2 separate regions of the Homo sapiens genome follow, and region 2 is linked to region 1. A link is an interaction called in ENCODE POLR2A ChIA-PET data of the cell type or tissue named here. Cell type or tissue: PC-9. All regions are shown on one strand. Links, peaks and the distances in the headings refer to the core of each region. The heading gives the core; the rest is flanking DNA. Region 1 overlaps LOC105376090 (a long non-coding RNA gene). Region 2 has its middle 630 kb from the start of RORB.

Evidence for each region. Peaks named below come from ENCODE experiments on the same cell type or tissue, not always from the same donor. Only the 100,000 strongest peaks of a DNase experiment are listed, where the experiment ranks them.
Region 2: POLR2A ChIA-PET joins it to region 1 with 7 read pairs; 1 of 35 experiments calls an interaction of 5 or more read pairs at or near these places.

What each region holds. Positions count from the first base shown.
Region 1 is chr9:75,166,526-75,174,869 of GRCh38, forward strand. It overlaps LOC105376090 (a long non-coding RNA gene), which reads left to right. Exons shown (of 2, transcript XR_001746731.3): 2 at 1,640-2,037. Among named protein-coding and RNA genes, the nearest start is that of OSTF1, 82 kb to the left of the region's middle. In PC-9, for the core only: no CTCF peak of the experiment used is centred there; DNase peaks (open chromatin) are centred at 3,266 and 4,526; H3K27ac peaks cover 3,008 bases.
Region 2 is chr9:73,865,651-73,873,994 of GRCh38, forward strand. It overlaps the pseudogene LOC100420008. Among named protein-coding and RNA genes, the nearest start is that of RORB, 630 kb to the right of the region's middle. RefSeq lists an enhancer at 3,261-4,460. In PC-9, for the core only: no CTCF peak of the experiment used is centred there; a DNase peak (open chromatin) is centred at 3,831.

The sequences.
Region 1 (8,344 bases), core at 256-8,255:
TAGTTGACAGTTATTTCCTTCATCACTTCACATATGTTATCCCACTGTCTTCTAGCCCAAACAGTTTTTGATAGTTTTTGAAATCAGCTGCTAATTTTGAGTCTCCCTTTTACGTGATGTGCTGCTTCTCTCTTGCTGCTTTTAAGATTATCTCTTTGTCTTTTGACCGTTTGATCATGATGTGTCTTGGTGTGGATCTCAGAGCTCATCTTACTTGGAGTTGGTTAAGCTTATTGGATTTGTAGATTCATGTGTTTCATCAAATTTGGGAAGTTTCAGCCATTATTTGAACAATAATATTGTTCAAATATTATTTTGCCCCTTTCTCTAGCTCCTCCTTTTCAAACTCTTCTGTTGTATATATTAGTCTTCTTGATGGTATCCCACAGGTCCCTTAGACTCTGTTCACTTTTTTTTTTCTTTTACTCAGACTCAGTATTTTCAATTGTCCTATTTTCAAATTTGGCCATTCTTTTTTCTGCCTACTCAAATCTGCTTTTGAACCTCTCTAGTGAATTTTAAAATTTTTTGTTCTTGTACTTTTCAGTCCAAATATTCTGTTTGGTTCCTTTATATAATTTCTACCTATTCATTGATATTCTTATTTTGCCCATATATTATTATCCTGATTTTCTTTTGTTCTGTATCTGTGTTTTCTCTTTGCTCTGTAAGCATACTTAAGACAGTTGTTTTAAAGTTTTTGTCAAGTAAGTCTGAGGTATGGGCTCCCACAGGTACAGTTTCTTTCAGTTTATTTTGTTCCTTTGAATGGGCTACAATTTCCTGTTTCCTGTATGCCTTGTGATTTTTTTTATTGTTGAAGGTTATAGTAGTCTGTTTGTTTAGTATTTTTTCCAAACTATTATTGAAAAGACTATATTTTTTATCATGTGAGGTCATAGAAGTCTTTGTTCCTTAGCTTATATTCAGCTAGTGTTCTGACTGAGATTTCCGTGAGTGCCAGGAACTAAAAACAAAACAAAACAAAGGGAGAGAAAGGGAAAACCACCTCTACTAATCTTTCCAGACTGCCTCTGTATATGTGCATGTGTGCCCTTCCTTCAACAGTTAGCCATCCTCACACTGAGTCTACAGATCAACTCAAGGTGAAAGTGTAGGGTCATCTTAGGTCTTTCTTCTGTATGTGTTTTGTCCTGGGTGTGTACATGGCTTTCTAAATTCCCAGTATACATGACTACTTTTGAATGTCCTGATTTCCTAAAGAAATTTTCCTCAGCCTTTGCCTTGGGCAACTTATTTTATGTTTTGACTATAATCTTTTGTCCCAGGCACCTGAAAGTTGTTAGTTGGGCTTGTAGTATTTGAGAGCATTGCTTTTTTGGCCTGATTTCTGAGGTAGAAAAAGAGATGTTTGCTTTCCATCACTCCTTCAGGTAGTCCCCAGACAGGTTAGAACAGACATACATGATTTGTGGATAATATCTGCTCTGCTCCACTCCCTCTTGAATCAGAGGAAAGCGTCCTACACTAAGAATGCAGGCAGCCCCTGCTTCAAGACCAAATCTGCTATAAAATCACCACAAACTTTCCTAACATTTTGTTGTGCTTTTTTTAATTCAGTTTTTGTTTGCTAGAGTTCTGAAAAAGTTGATTCTGATAGTTTATTCTTGTTTTTTAGAGTTTCTGTGGGAAATGAGAACTGCAGCTGCCAACTTCACCATTTTGCTGATGTCACTAAGTGCAAGTTTGACTTTTCAATTAGACCATCTATGCCTAAAGAGTAAGAGCTGTGGTTAATCTTCATAGTTGTGTTTTTCTCAGCATTTAGTGTACAACTTTATATAAAATTGAATTCAATGTATATTCAACTTGAACAGTGCTGTATTCATCATTTACTGTACATTCTAGTGTTAAGTCATATATACATTCATTCATTCAACAATATTTATTGACCTCTTGTATTCAAGGCATGCCCTAGCTGAGTTATAAGGGTGAATCATAGAGGTAAGATTTCATTCCTAAAGGAGTGAATATCTAAAGAAGGGAAGACAACAATAAATAACATTAACAAAGCAACAGGTTGGTTTGTGTTTCCTTGGAAAGATGGCTCTTTTGGTGCTGACTTCTTAGATAACAGAAGCTTCAGACTAGGCTCTGGGGAAGGATCTGAAAGCAATCCCTCTTCCTGGACTTGGTGGTTTGTGCTTGTAGTCCCAGTGACTCAGGAGGCTGAGGCAGAAGGATCACTTGAGCCCAGTAGTTTTGAGTCCAGTCTTGGCAACATAACAGGACACTGTCTCAAAAAAAAAAAAAAAAAGTAACCCCTCTCCTCTTTCTGACTTCTTCCTGTACCCTTTGGGTTTGGAGAAGAAACTGTGGACATTCAAGGAAGTGCTGAAGAGGGGACAGCTCCTAGTTCTCCAACTCTTTTGTTATTTGTTTGAAAATTCTGAAATCTAACTCTTGGCTCAACTCCCTTGTTTAGCTTTGGCTTTGAGGCGCCTGAAATTTATCCCCCAACTTCCCCTGCAACCTCTACTCTCTAAATTGAGGATTGCTTAATTCCTTATTTAATATTTCAAATGTGGATTGTTGTATCTTGAAAAATATTCTCTGGAGGCATAACATTTAATTAAGTTTCGTCAGGGTAATGGCAAGGAAATTAAATTACATATTGTTTTTGTCAGAGTAGTCAACTAGAGTGCCACTTGCATGTCAAGCCTTTTTCTCAACAAAGGTTTTAAGAATATTTATATGCTTGGAGAAGATTTTTGTTTTTGAGTTGATTGCCTTTCATATTCATATTATTCTACCACAGTCTACAAATAAAGGACAAAACAAAACATCAGAAAGCAAAATTGCCTTGATGAAAAAAAAATATAGTGCTATTTTAATCTTAACCTTAAAGTGTTTACCCCTGTGGGTAATGGTATCATCTGAAGGGAATATAAGTGCCACATGCTTACACTAAGTGAGTAAAAGAGTATCTGTGAAGTTATTCAAAAGGATAGAAGAGATGAAATTTTTTTTTTTTTTTTGGCACACAAACCCCATGAAGGTCAGTTAATAGCAGACAGTTGTGTCATTAAATAATTTTGGATTTAGTACTATTTTTTAGAAAATTCCTGATTTAAATTGAGAAAAAAGAAATAGCCCAGAGCAGTCTGAGCTATGTGAGGTGTGCAACATTTATAAGGCCTGGAGATTCATGAATATGGGACATAGGTCATCCCCCAGCCCCTACCCATGCCCAGGAGCAATTGTTTAAAGGCATTTCGTTCTTTTTTTTTTTTTTCCACGTAGTTTCCTGACTAGCTGACTCACCCATTATCTTCATGTTCCTGGAATTTGTGATACAAAGAAAAATGTATAGCCAATCTAGCTTATGTTATTTTAATGTAAAAACTTGGTAAACAACCTAGGACCTGCCTCTTCATTTTTCCTTTAACAGCCCACTTGTGGCCCGGTGCAATGGCTCATGCCTGTGATCCCAGCACTTCGGGAGGCTGAGGCCAGTGGATCACAAGGTCAAGAGATCGAGACCATTCTGGCCAACACGGTGAAGCCTTGTCTCTACTAAAAATACAAAAATTAGCTGGGCGTGGTGGCTCGTGCCTGTAGTCCCAGCTACTCAGGAGGCTGAGGCAGGAAAATCGCTTGAACCCAGGAGGTGGAGGTTGTAGTAAGCCGAGATCATGCCACTGCACTCCAGCCTTGTGACAGAGTGAGATTCCATCTCAAAAACAAACAAACAAACAAACAAACAAACAAACACCCACTTGTATACTTGTAGCTGCTGCTAATTAGAGCATATATTCTGGGAAACTTGAAACTATTCTCCCCAGTTGCAGTCCTCAAACTTGGTCCAATAAACTCTCTACTTGTATTAATTTTACCTCAGTTTATCCTTTAGGTCAACAAGATGAACAGTTGAATGAAGTCATAGAATAATTGCATACTTTTGTTGTTCATTTTGGCTAAGTTGCCCTTGCTCAAATGCTGAATGAAATGTATGGATAGCATGGCTAGTAGTGTCCTCTATCAGAAAAGCTAATTTATTTATTCATTCAATTCATTCATTTATTCAATCATACAACAAATATTTATGGAGTGCCTAGTGTATGGCAGATATTGGTGGTGAATAAAGCTGACATGTTTTTTCTATGTTTAACTGAGGTCTAGTTTAGGAGATAAACAATAAATAGGTAAAGAATATGAATTATGATATGTGGTATGCAGAAAGGAACCAGGGGCTCTGTTAGGGAATAACAGGATTTCTTCAGTTGAGATTGTCATTTGAGAAAAGGGAATGAAAATGAAACTTGATAAATGAAAATAAAATCCTAGGCCCCCCAAATGACTAAATGGACCCCCTCTTGGCCAACAGGATGCCAGAGTAACCTTGAAAACTGAGTTCTTGGTCATGATGGGATGGGAGATAGGACACGTCTTATTATACCCATCCCCTCACTAACCACCAACAGGCTTTCTTCCCTGAGGGCTAAACAGAAACCAGTTCTTTCAAAACATTTTACCTCTGATGTCACCCAGCTTCCTGAGGCTGCTCCCCCTTTTTGCAGTTTCAGCACAACAACTGACCAGCATTCCTTCCTGATAAGAGACCACCAACCACAGAGTAGTTCTGACCAGTCTACAGAGGATGAGTAGTGTGGATTTTCATGTCCTCTCTTCACCTTTTGACATCAGAGGGCTGAAAACTCCACCCTTGGATCATGCTAACACTGCCATTTTTTGTGCCTGGGTTCCATAGAGAGTCACGAAGCTCTGTGCATGTGCTTGTTTCTCCTTTCATAAATACTCATGACTCCTCCTCTAGCTTATTTTTATTTTTATTTTTGAGACAGAGTCTTGCTCTGACGCCCAGGCTGGAGCGCAGTGGAGCAATCTTGGCTCACTGCAAACTCCGTCTCCTGGGTTCAAGTGATTCTTCTGCCTCAGCCTCCCAAGTAGCTGGGATTATAGGTGCCCACCACCATGCCTGGCTAATTTTTATAATTTTAGTAGAGATGGGGTTTCACCATGTTGGCCAGGCTGGTCATCTCAAACTCCTGACCTCAGGTGATCCACCCGCCTTGGCCTCCCAAAGTGTTGGGATTAGAGGCATGAGCCACTGCATCCGGGCCTCCTCTAGCTTATTGAATATGTATATTTGGCCACCCTGTTCATCATAAATTCTTGTTCCCCTTGCCCTTCCCATGAAGTGTGTTTCTGGCTTCTGGCTGGGGGATACACTTTCCCAGACTGTTAGAAAGGCCACCCTGCAGGCTGCAAGCCTTTATATGTATAAAAAAAGCTCTCTTTTTCAAATTTATGAAACTCATGATTCTTCAGTTGACAGACTGGATGAGAAGGAACTCTCCAGGTAAGGCATATGGGATTTTGAAGCTTCCAGATCCAGGGGAAGGAACATGCCTTGAAGCTAGAAAAACCTTGCTTTGTTTAAGATATAGAAAGTAGGGCTGGAACAGAGTGAAGGAGGGAAAGACTTTCTAGGACAAAGTTAGAGAGGTAAGCTGAAGCCAAATAATCCAGGTCAGTGTCAATCCTTGATGATGGGATAAATACAGAAATTGAAAATAAGCTTGTAAAGCCTTTTAAATGATTTGACATAGTGGTTTGATAGCTCTTCAATCTAATGAAAAAATTGGACTTATATTTTGATGTCTTATTTCTGGTTTCATTTTTTCTAGTAATTCATTTTTATTTTATCTTATAAAAGTATCCATCAGAGAGGAATTGAAAATTGAAAAGAAAAAAAAAAAAAGAAAAACAAGCTGGTTCTTTACCATAGATAGTTTGAGAAGCATTGCTGTGAGATCTTATAAGTTCCAGTAAAGAGTTAGATTTTATTTTTAAGTTCAAAGGGAAGTCATAGAAAGTTTTAAGTTTTAAGATTCACTTGAATTGATTTATCCTTTAAAAAGACCACTATGGGGCTAGTTTGGCTAGCACACATGTCAAAAAGTGGACTCCTTTGGCAGATGAGGATATATTTCCTAGGCATTTTATTGACACATGAAAAGGAAAAGAGTAATAGAAAAAAAAGAATTAACGAGAACTGAAAGATTGCATCTTAGAAATTGTAAGAACTGATACCTCACCTGTTCCTACAGTCCAGTAAAAATTCTGTAAGCCTTTTTCTTTTTGAGCCATTTGGGGCTGGGATGGGGAGAAATGGAAACACATGTTAGATAAACAAATTACTTTTTGAAAGAGCTATGGCATTTGCTGGATGGAGAGTAGATTGAAGGTCTTCAAGGCAGGTATGGGGAGAGCTGTTAGGAAGACCATTACAAGGTCTGCTGTAGCTGGTACTAGGGTTGTGGCTATGAAAAAATGGGTAGTGGATGGATTCTAGATATATTTTGTTCATGGACTCACAGAACTTGTTAATATAGATTGGATATGGTAGAGTGAGGGAGAAGTAGACGTCAAGGAAAATTCTTGGGTGTCTGACTAAATAACTGAGTCTATGGTGATGCACCATTTACTGGTATAGGGAAGAGTTAGAGAGTAACAGATTTGGAGGGGAGGGGGTATGAGGAATAGTGTGGGCAAAGGGCAAAATCAAACAATGTATTTTCTACATCTTGAGTTTAAGGGTGTGAAATACACAAGTAGAGATGTCAAGTAGGCAGTTAGGTATATAACCTATATATACGTTGAGCTGTTAGGTGTGGTCTGGCCTCAAGATAGACATTGGCGGGGGTGATCAGTGTATGGGTGGCATAGATGGTGTTTAATGATATGAGAAGAGAATAGTTATTATGGGGCTTGAGGACTCCCAGTCTTTACAACAGATGTCAAGAAGGGCCAGCAAAGGGAATGTGGGTGGAGTAAACTGACAAAGAGGAGGGAGCAGGAACAGTGTAGAACCACTGAAACCAAGAGAGGAAAATGTTTAAAGAAAGAAAGAGGAATGTGGCCGGGTACAGTGGCTCATACCTGTAATCCCAGCACTTTGGGAGGCTAAGGTGGGTGGATCACCTGAAGTCAGGAGTTCAAGACAAGTCTGGCCAACACGGCAAAACCCCATCTCTACTAAAAATACAAAAATTAGCCAGGCATGGTGGCGCAGGCCTATATTTCCAGCTGCTTGGGAAGCTGAGGCAGGAGAATCACTTACACCTGGGAGACGGAGGTTGCAGTGAACTGAGATCACACTACTGCACTCCAGCCTGGGCGACAGAGTGAGACTCCATCTTAAAAAAAAAAAAAAAAAAAAAAAAAAAGACGGGAATGAAAACTTGTGTGAAAAGTTGCTGAAAGAAATAGTAAGATTAGCCCAGAGGATGGTAACTGTATTTGGCAATATCAAGGTCATTGGTGAGCTCATAATTTTCTAATTATTCTTCTGGTAAAGATGAAACACTTTCCCTGTGAGAATGATCTATGTGGAGATAGTAGTCTTTAGTTTTGTGACAGCCTCTTCCTTAGTGACTGAAGCCCTTCTCCAGCCTAATAGTACAACCATGCCCATAACTATCCCAATATTTAATCCCAATAATCCCAGTGATCTCTTACCTAATCATGGTGAATAAATGCTACTACGCTCAAGGTTCCTACCAGGCTTACTTTCCTTCTGCTTTCCAACACTGTACTTTGTGCACTGACTTTCCTATGCCCCCAAACCAATAGATGCCACACCTTATTATATCCAATTCCTGTATATCTCCATTTGTATGGCATGTTGGACTTTTTGCCTTAACACAAGTCTGCAGGATCTGTAAGCCATTCTTCAGTAATTATTATTCATCTCCAAAATTCTGCCGCATGGGTCTCTTGAACCTCAAAGCCATTCCATACCTGGGAAGGAATGGTTAATATATCACATACTAAAGGATTTTACATACATAGATTGTAAAAGAAGGCATGAAAACAAGAAGTGAATTTTATTTGGACTGTAAATTATATACCGTCCAAAGGACACTTGGACATCATGTAAACAACCTGTCCCTGACCGATAGTTGTGGGAATCCTTCTGTAACATCTCCACAAAATAGTTATCCAGACCCTGCTGCTACCTACCCCTCCAGGGAATGGAAAAATGCTACTTCCTGAGGCACCTCATTACATTTTTAATTAGCTCTAAGAGAAAGAGAATGTGTAGTTTTATTGTACCAAGACTTTCATACACTCCTCCAAGATTTTTTTTGTTACTTTGGAATTAAATCTGCCTTTTCGAGATGACAGCCCTTTAGATATTTGAAGACAATTTTGAAAGTCAGCCTACATCTTCTGTCCTTCATTTCAAAAACTGTGACCAGAAGATAATCTGGGTTACACCTCATCTCTCAAGGCTGGACACGCCGCCTCTCTCAGGTACTTGGATCACCAGTCATTTAACTTTATCCTATGGAAG
Region 2 (8,344 bases), core at 20-8,019, 1.3 Mb before region 1:
TTTCTAGATTTGTTTTAAAATTTATCATAGGCAGCCTCAAGATAAGTAGATTGTGACTTTATTTATGTGAAGTTTTTAATCACAGGAGTTGAGATGGCTTGTCAGACTAACTTTCTGTTTTCCAGTTTTTCTCTTTTGAGTCCTATTCCACAGAAGTCCAGGATTTTCTTTACGATGGTTCTTACAGTGCATTCTCACATCCTTGGTTCCCAGTTTTGCTTTGAAGCATCAGCCTGGAGTCTTTAATCTAAAACTCAATATGGGTAACACTTTCAGGAAAGACGCTAAAGTTTAAATTTTCATATATATTATTGAATTTGAATTAAGACATTTTTGAGATCCAAGGTAACAGGCTTTTGTCTAGAATTGGATCAGACTGTACACAATTCACATTAACTTTTTTTCTTTTTTGAGCAAGATTAAAATCTGAAAAGCATGCTCCTTCTGAGGGATGTGTGCAGGAGGTGAATTGAATACATATTCTGAAATGGCTAAGGGTACTGGGATGTTGGGCCTATATAAAGGAGAATATTCATGAGGAAGCTGTAGTAAGATTGATACTTTACCCAGGTCTCCCAGGATCATTTATACCATTATTTTGTGTACTCCCATCCCTCACCTTCTGTGTGGTTTTGCTTTTTCGTAACCAATGTCTGTTGCTTTTCTTTAAAGGATGGCCCTTGAGCTACTGGAATAAAGTTGCCCTTTTCCCCTTAAGTATAGAGGGTCACAAGTGCTCCGGGACTCTTATCCCTCGGTGTATTGGCTGTTACCCAAATTACTGACAAATTTAGAGTCAGGAGAGCTCAACTGACTTTCTTCAGGATGTACAACTCTTAGTGGAAGTTATGCTCTAGAAATGCCCTGAAGAATCAAGCTGAAGCTCACCCCTTCAGAAGACCTTGCATGACAGCTCACCCTTGATTTACTTAATACCACCCTTGTCCAACTTTTCTCCTTCATTTTTCTCATTCTTTCCTGGATTACTCCCTTAATAAATCACTTGCTAACACATCTTCCTATTACAGACCGCTTCTGGTTTAACCCCATCTAAGACACAGGACAAGATAATCTAAAATATTCATTAAGTCATTCACATACATTCATGCAACAAATATTTATTAAGAGCTTTCTGCGGACCCAGAGCTGTGCAATGCTGAAAAAGTGGTGAAAAGTCAGGAAACTGGAAACGACGAACAGTAAGTCAATAACTTCACATAATTAGTTGGTTGCTAATTATGACAAATGTTATGGAAAAAAAGAACATAGGCTTTCTAAATGTCATTCATCAGAAAGAAAGAGTTTACACCTATCCTAAGAGGCTTCAATGGACAGATCTAGGGGAAATGGATGGAAGTTACAAAAAAGTAAATTTTAGCTGAATATAAGAAGAAAATTTTAGCAATCAGTCCCATCTAGAGTTTTGTTGTTGTTGTTGTTGTTGTTGCTGCTGCTGCTGTCGGAAAAAAAAAAAAAAAAGCTCTTATGAGAGATGAGGAATCTCCATCATTGGAGATATTTTTGATTAAGCCTTAAAAACATTTATTATGTCCAGGAGAATCAAGCTTAAGTTGGACTGGATGAATTAGCTGAAATCTTAAAATCTACAACTCTACTTATTATGCTGACGCTAGGTAGTATATTAGAAGAAAACATGAGAACAGCTCAGAAGGCACCAAACGATTTTAATCTGAAGTGTTAAAGTAAATGTCAGAGGGAAGTTTAGTAAAATAAGTAACTGGAGGGATAGCATTAGGAGAAATACCTAATGTAGATGACGGGTTGATGGATGCAGCAAACCACCATGACACATGAATACCTATGTAACAAACCTGCACGTTCTACACACGTACCCCAGAACTTAAAGTATAATAAAAAAAGATTAAAATGTTTGTCATAAACTTTGCCAAACTGTAAAAATCACTTTCAGCCATCATATTTGACCTACTTATAAAATAAAAATAAACCTGTACTTATTTGTAGAATTAATTTCCCTTCATTCAAAATACGAATGTAGGAAATCACTTATGAGACACTGATGGAAAGAAAGGCAATATGAAATCTGAAAGGTCATTGGTCTTATTTTGTATTCCTATATCATAAAATCCACTGTCTTTTGTTAGATAGTCATAGCATGTGAATATGTACTGTGACACTTCTTAAGTGCTACAGGGATGACCACTTTGGGTCATCTGTCCATGTATATACAGTAAATATATATATATATGTATTACATACATAATACATTATATACATATGCATTTTTCTATGTATGTTGTTCATAACATCAGTACACGTCAGGTCATTCTATAATGCAGGTATATGTTACTAGAAATAACTTGACATGTACCCTCGTTACAAACAACATACATAGAAAAAATACATATGTGTGTAAATGTTAAAATTATGTCAAAGAGTAAATATTAGGCTGAGCATGGTGGTTCATGCCTGTAATTCCAGCACTTTGGGAGGCTGAGGCAGGAGGATGACTTGAATCTAGAATTTTGAGACCAGCCTGGGCAACATAGAGAGACCCCATTTCTACAAATAAATTTAAAAAATTAGCTGGGCATAGTAGCACACATCTCTGGTCCTAGCTACTCTGGAGGCTGAGGCAGGAGGACTCAGTAAGCTGGGAGTTCAAGGCTTTAGTGAGCCTAGATCACACCACTGCACCCCAGCCTTGGCGACAAAGTGAAACCTTGTCTCAGAAATAAATAAATAAATAAATATTACATTAGTGTTCCCCTTATTAATATGGAAAATTTTGAGGATATAAGCCATGTCTGTATTGTTTATTATTGTATCTTCAACATCTAAAGTAGCATCTGGTACAAGGTAAATGAAAAATAATTATTTGGTAATAAACACAAGAGTAAAGTGACATATGTGGTGTGTAGACACACACATATAGTGCACAAAAGAGGGGTATTATTGTAAGTAGTAGTTCTTCATCATGACTTAGTTGTATTTATTTAGTTTTAGAGTAATTTGTTTCCTCTAAATTAACAAGGTCTTTTCCAGGCAAGAAAACAAATGTCAGCTTCCTATGAGTGACCACTGATGCTTCACTTTTAGCTAAAATAATAGGAAGAAGAAACGATCTTGGTCATGTCGGCCTATATTTTTAAGATATTTTGTTAGTAAAATATTTTAGATGCTATGGAGAATTAGGAAAAAAAATCTCTTGAGTAAAGAATGGAAAATTTATAACCAAATGTTGAGTCTGTATGAAAGTCCATAATGAGATCGTTTCTGTGGTAATGAGCTTTAGGTGAGCTTTATACTTTTGCCCCCCAGTGTCTTCGTACTCCACCCTTTGCCATCACCTCTGGAGCCAACGTAATTTTGCTCCATATAAATCACTCTCATTAGGTGAACTAGGTTGTGTTGATGAGTGCAGCTTGAACTAGATTTATAAAGTGACAGAAAGGTAGAATTCTCAATTTATTCCAATATTTTGTATGATCTTCTAGGAACAGCTTTATGATGTGGTAATTGGGCAATAGTTCAGCATTCTGATAGCCCCGGGAGATTCAATTCCACAGTAACAAAAGATATTTAAAAAGTATATCTTTTTATTTAAAGAGTATACTGAACATCAATGCATTTATTTTACTTTTCTTAAAAATCTGAGAAATACTTCAATATCTGTATTTTTTAATCTTTTTATTCAATATTGTTCAAGCTTGGAGCACTGACTCACCAAAGGGTGATGTAGGAGGCGTCAAGCTCCACTGGGCTAGCTAAGTTCTGTACATCACTGATTACTACCCTGATGACTTCTCTATTCAGGCCCGGAAGTCAGATTTGCCTCTTTGTAAGGAAACCGCAGGACTGACAGCACACAATGAATCATGCCTAACAACATGCTGACAAGCTGGCAAGAGACAGCCTGTACAGTGACAAATACAGGTGACAACAAGTGTAAACATCTGTTTGGTAGAATTTATGAGAAAAGAATACAAACAAGGAGACTTGTTCTTTCATTTTATAAGAGAATTTAGAGACTCTTTCCTTTCTATTCAATAGCAGCAACGTAAGGAATACATATTAGCCCTCAAGATTTATTTATTACAAGCACAACTAGATTATAAATGGTCTGTGCAGATTAGCATTTTGATTATCAAACCGCTGTTCCAAATATCTGATGAACAGATATTAGAATAGTTCTTAAACATACTGATTAAACACACATTGATGCTGCTATTTTTAACACTTGCTTATATTCAGGGGTAAATCAGCTTCCTTAAAGCTTAAAGTGAAAAATATAAAAGATATGTAACCCTACCAGTCATTTCTCAGGGAGACAAAGATCCAAATCCTCACTTTTGATTCAATATTGGGGATTAAATAAACAATTTTTAAAAGGAGGTCAACAGATTAACATGTCCATTATTACGTGTTCAAATAGCTTATGCAGTAATCAAATTTTTCATTTCACCATCAGCCTGTCATTCCCCACATTTGCCTTTGTCTATAACATAAAGCACCATAATTTTCTCAGTTCTAGAACAAGTTCTCAATGTAAAAATTTTGTTTCTTAACAATTATAATAGCAAAACAACAACAAAAATAACAATAATAAATCTTTTCAATAATTAGTTCAAAAATTAGTTCAATAATTAATCTCCCCGCTTCCTCCGCAGGAGATTTTGTATCAGACTGACAATCACTGCTGCACAGATGAACTTTCACAAACGGTAATGTGTTGCATTGTTCAGGTGATTTGGGCAGAATAAAAGTTAAGACACTTTAGTTTTTAACAATTTGATTTTATCCCCTTTACAGCTCTTGATTTGAGCTGTATTGTCTTATAATTGTAATTGTTGGTTTCTCTTTTTTCTCTGTTATACTGGAATGACTTTGAGGGTAGGACATGTGCTTTTCACATAGTAAATGCCTATTTTAATGATTAATATACTAATGTCATTTAATGTCAAATAAAATAAACTAGGCTGGAGTAAAATGGACCTCGTTGTTTTCCTCTAGCCTGAATGGCCCAGCCCCTGACCCTGAATCACTTTTACTAGTTTCTTTTATTTCCATTCTTTCTTTCTTTTTTAAATTGATTGAGTTATTGGATATTTATTGAGTATCCACTATGTATCAGGCAAAAGGAACAGAAACAAATGGTCTGTTCAAAGTTACTTTTAACTCTTTCAGCAATGTCTCATCATAAAAAAAAAAAAAAAAACCATTCTTCTGAGAGTACACGTTCATTATCTGGTTACTCTTCATACACTCAAGTGTCCTTCCAAATACTGCATAATGCTGAGACTACTTAACCTTCCAATCGTTGGCTGGGCTTGATGGCTCACACCTGTAATCCCAGCACTTTGGGAGGCCAAAGTGGGTGGATCATTTGAGGCCAGGAGTTAGAGAACAGCCTGGCCAACATGGCAAAACACTGACTCTACTGAAAAAATACAAAAAATTAGCTGGGTGTGGTAGTGCCCACCTGTAATCCCAGCTACTCTGGAGGCTGAGGTAGGAGAATCACTTGAACTCAGGAGGCAGAGGTTGCTGTGAGCTGAGATCATGCCATTGTACTCCAGAGTGGGTGACAGAGCAAGACCCTATCTCAAAAAACAAATAATAATAATCCAATCATTGTCTAAAAGACTAGAGGAATTACCATTGTTTTCACCTCTGTTTGACAAAGCAGTAATCAATGGAGTAAAATCCTTCCTTTTAATGGCAGTGGAACAGCATGATACTTGATGGTGTCAGATGTCCATTTTTAGTAAAAAACAAACACTGGGCTATACATGCTATGCCAATCAGTGAACTTCTGAGAACACAGTTTTCCTTCCTTATATTATCTGAATACAAAGCATCAGTTACAAGGAGTTTGTAAGCAATTTTAGTAGGCTAAAATCAAAGTGCAGTCAATGATGCATATGTCTTCAAAGTATCAGAAACTTGAAGCAGTGTCTGTAAATGAAGTTTGCCAATACTCCAGAGCAACTGAGGCAGTATAGGGAAGAGACTTGATCCTGACAAGTCACATAGGTGAAATGGTAACCAAAGTCCGGATGGGTCTTACGTGCCTGGGTATATTCCCTCCCCTGCCTTCTTGCCTTCCTTAAGAAGCTAAACCAAATCACATAGCAGGAAGAGTCTCCTAACTTAGCTGACTGGGCTAAATTCCTAACCATAAAAGGAAAATCCTAACCATTTGTCTCTTTTGGGCAATGTTTGCCGAAGTCACTGAAGCAACACTCTGGCATTCTAGATAAGAATCTGACCAGATGCAGTGGCATAAATACAAGATGGACTCTGGCGCTGTCCTTTCACTGACTCTCCTCATTACACTCTCATCATAATGCTAAATTCTTTGCCCAAGACAGGCCTTATATGGTCCTGCAGTGCATATTAGAGCATGACATCTTACTGCACAAGGCAGGAGAAAGGTCCACCTAAACATGTTTCTGCGTTATTCCCTTTTCTTGCCTCAGCTTCCTTAAAGTGACAAAGGCCAAGCCCCTTGGGGACCTGGCATCTGTTTCACTTTCCCCAGCACTCCTCCCTTGTGCATTGGAGACACAAGCTTACTAAACCTGAAACCGCCTTTGCAAAAATTATAACTGAGGAAATTATGACAATGAACGAGATCAGACCTAATCAACTTCATCTTGCTTCTAACCTTTAAGCTGTCCTTATTCATTCCTGGGCATAGGCTGAACTAACCTTGGGAAGGAGTTCAGTTTATAGTTTAACTCTGAAAACAAAATTGATAATATTCCTTACCTGAAAAACAAAAACAAACAAGTAAAAAAACCCTCCTTGCCTGACGACCAGTATGCCTTTGTAAGACTTACAAATTAGCTACAAGATTAGGAATTATTATTTAGGGGCCATTCAGTCCCTGGTTGCAAGAGTTTGAGCCTCTTCAAATTGCTCCTGTGAATAACATCAGTATTGTAACACCTAAGATCAATGCTTGAGATATTTTGCAGATCCTGCACTCATGCACCAGCTGACACCACCCAGACAGGTAATCTAACTCAACCCCTTCTGCAATCCCACCAGGAACAGAAGACAGCAACAAAAACTCACTTAGACTCCAGATGATTCCATCTCTAAACTTACTAACCAGTGTTTCCCATTTCCGGAGCCCCTACCCACCAAATTATCTTTAAAAACTCAGATCCCTGAATGCTCCAGAGACTGATTTGAGTAGTAATAAAACTCCGGTCTCCCACACAGCTGGCTCTGCATGAATTACTCTTTTTCTATTGCAATTTCCCTGTCTTCATAAATCTGCTCTGTCTAGAGCCGATAAATCAGCAGCGGGCAAGGTGAACTGCCCACTGCCTAGTGGGCGGTTACAAACTTTTCCTGAAGGGAAAAAAATACCTCCCTTTGGTCTCTTATTTTTACTTACACAAGAGTCAAAGTACTCAGGGTTCCTGTGCGGTAACAAAACCAGTTTTTGTTCCAAGTAACACCATTCCATATACATTTAACGTCGTTTATTTTGTAAGATATTCAGTTTGTTTGTGTGGTTTTTTGTATGATTTTGATGGCCATTGGACTTCTAAGTTTTGCATCTTCTTGACAAGGACTGGGTTGACCATGCATATATGCTGCTGCCATCTTGATGTCCTTGAGTGCTTCCCCAGTTCCCACCTGCAGCACACCTGCACCCCTCAAGTCAGTCCTAGCCTATTTCTTCTCTCCCTGGTTTCTGATGGAGATCTTCACTGTCAGTATCTTCAGGGATACTGGGAAGCAGAGAAAGGTTCTGAATATCTCCAGCTATCCACGACAGGATCAGGGCCCCCATCTTGTCCTTATCATTACTTTAATCTCCAGTATTTGGAGGTTAAATACTGTAAAAGCAATCAGGATCATTGCTTTTACAAAAACTCCATTCAGAAGCTGATTTAAAAATAAGAAGAAAAATCTTCCTAGGCATAACATAACACCTCAATATATTCAAACATATTGTCAATGGTTCTCTGCTGTGTTGTTAAATTTTAGAATTAGAGGATTTTAGAGCAAAAATAGACTGTAGAGATCATTTATTTAAGACTCTTAATTTTCCTTCTTTCATATTTGGCACATGGTTCTACCATCCAGTTTGTTCTGCTTTTATTGAGTGAATTTCAAAGTAATATTTTATCAAATGTCATGTATTTACATAATTAGCATAATTACATATAAGTGCATAATTGGTGTAAATATATGTAATTACATTATTATAGTATGCAAAAATCTTGTAAAAAGCCTTTTCTAACTTTTCAAGCTAAAACATATGCATTGTGCAATCATATTAGATAATTGTTGGTATTCAGTATCTTGCTCTTCTTAATTGATTTAACCAAATAACAAATCT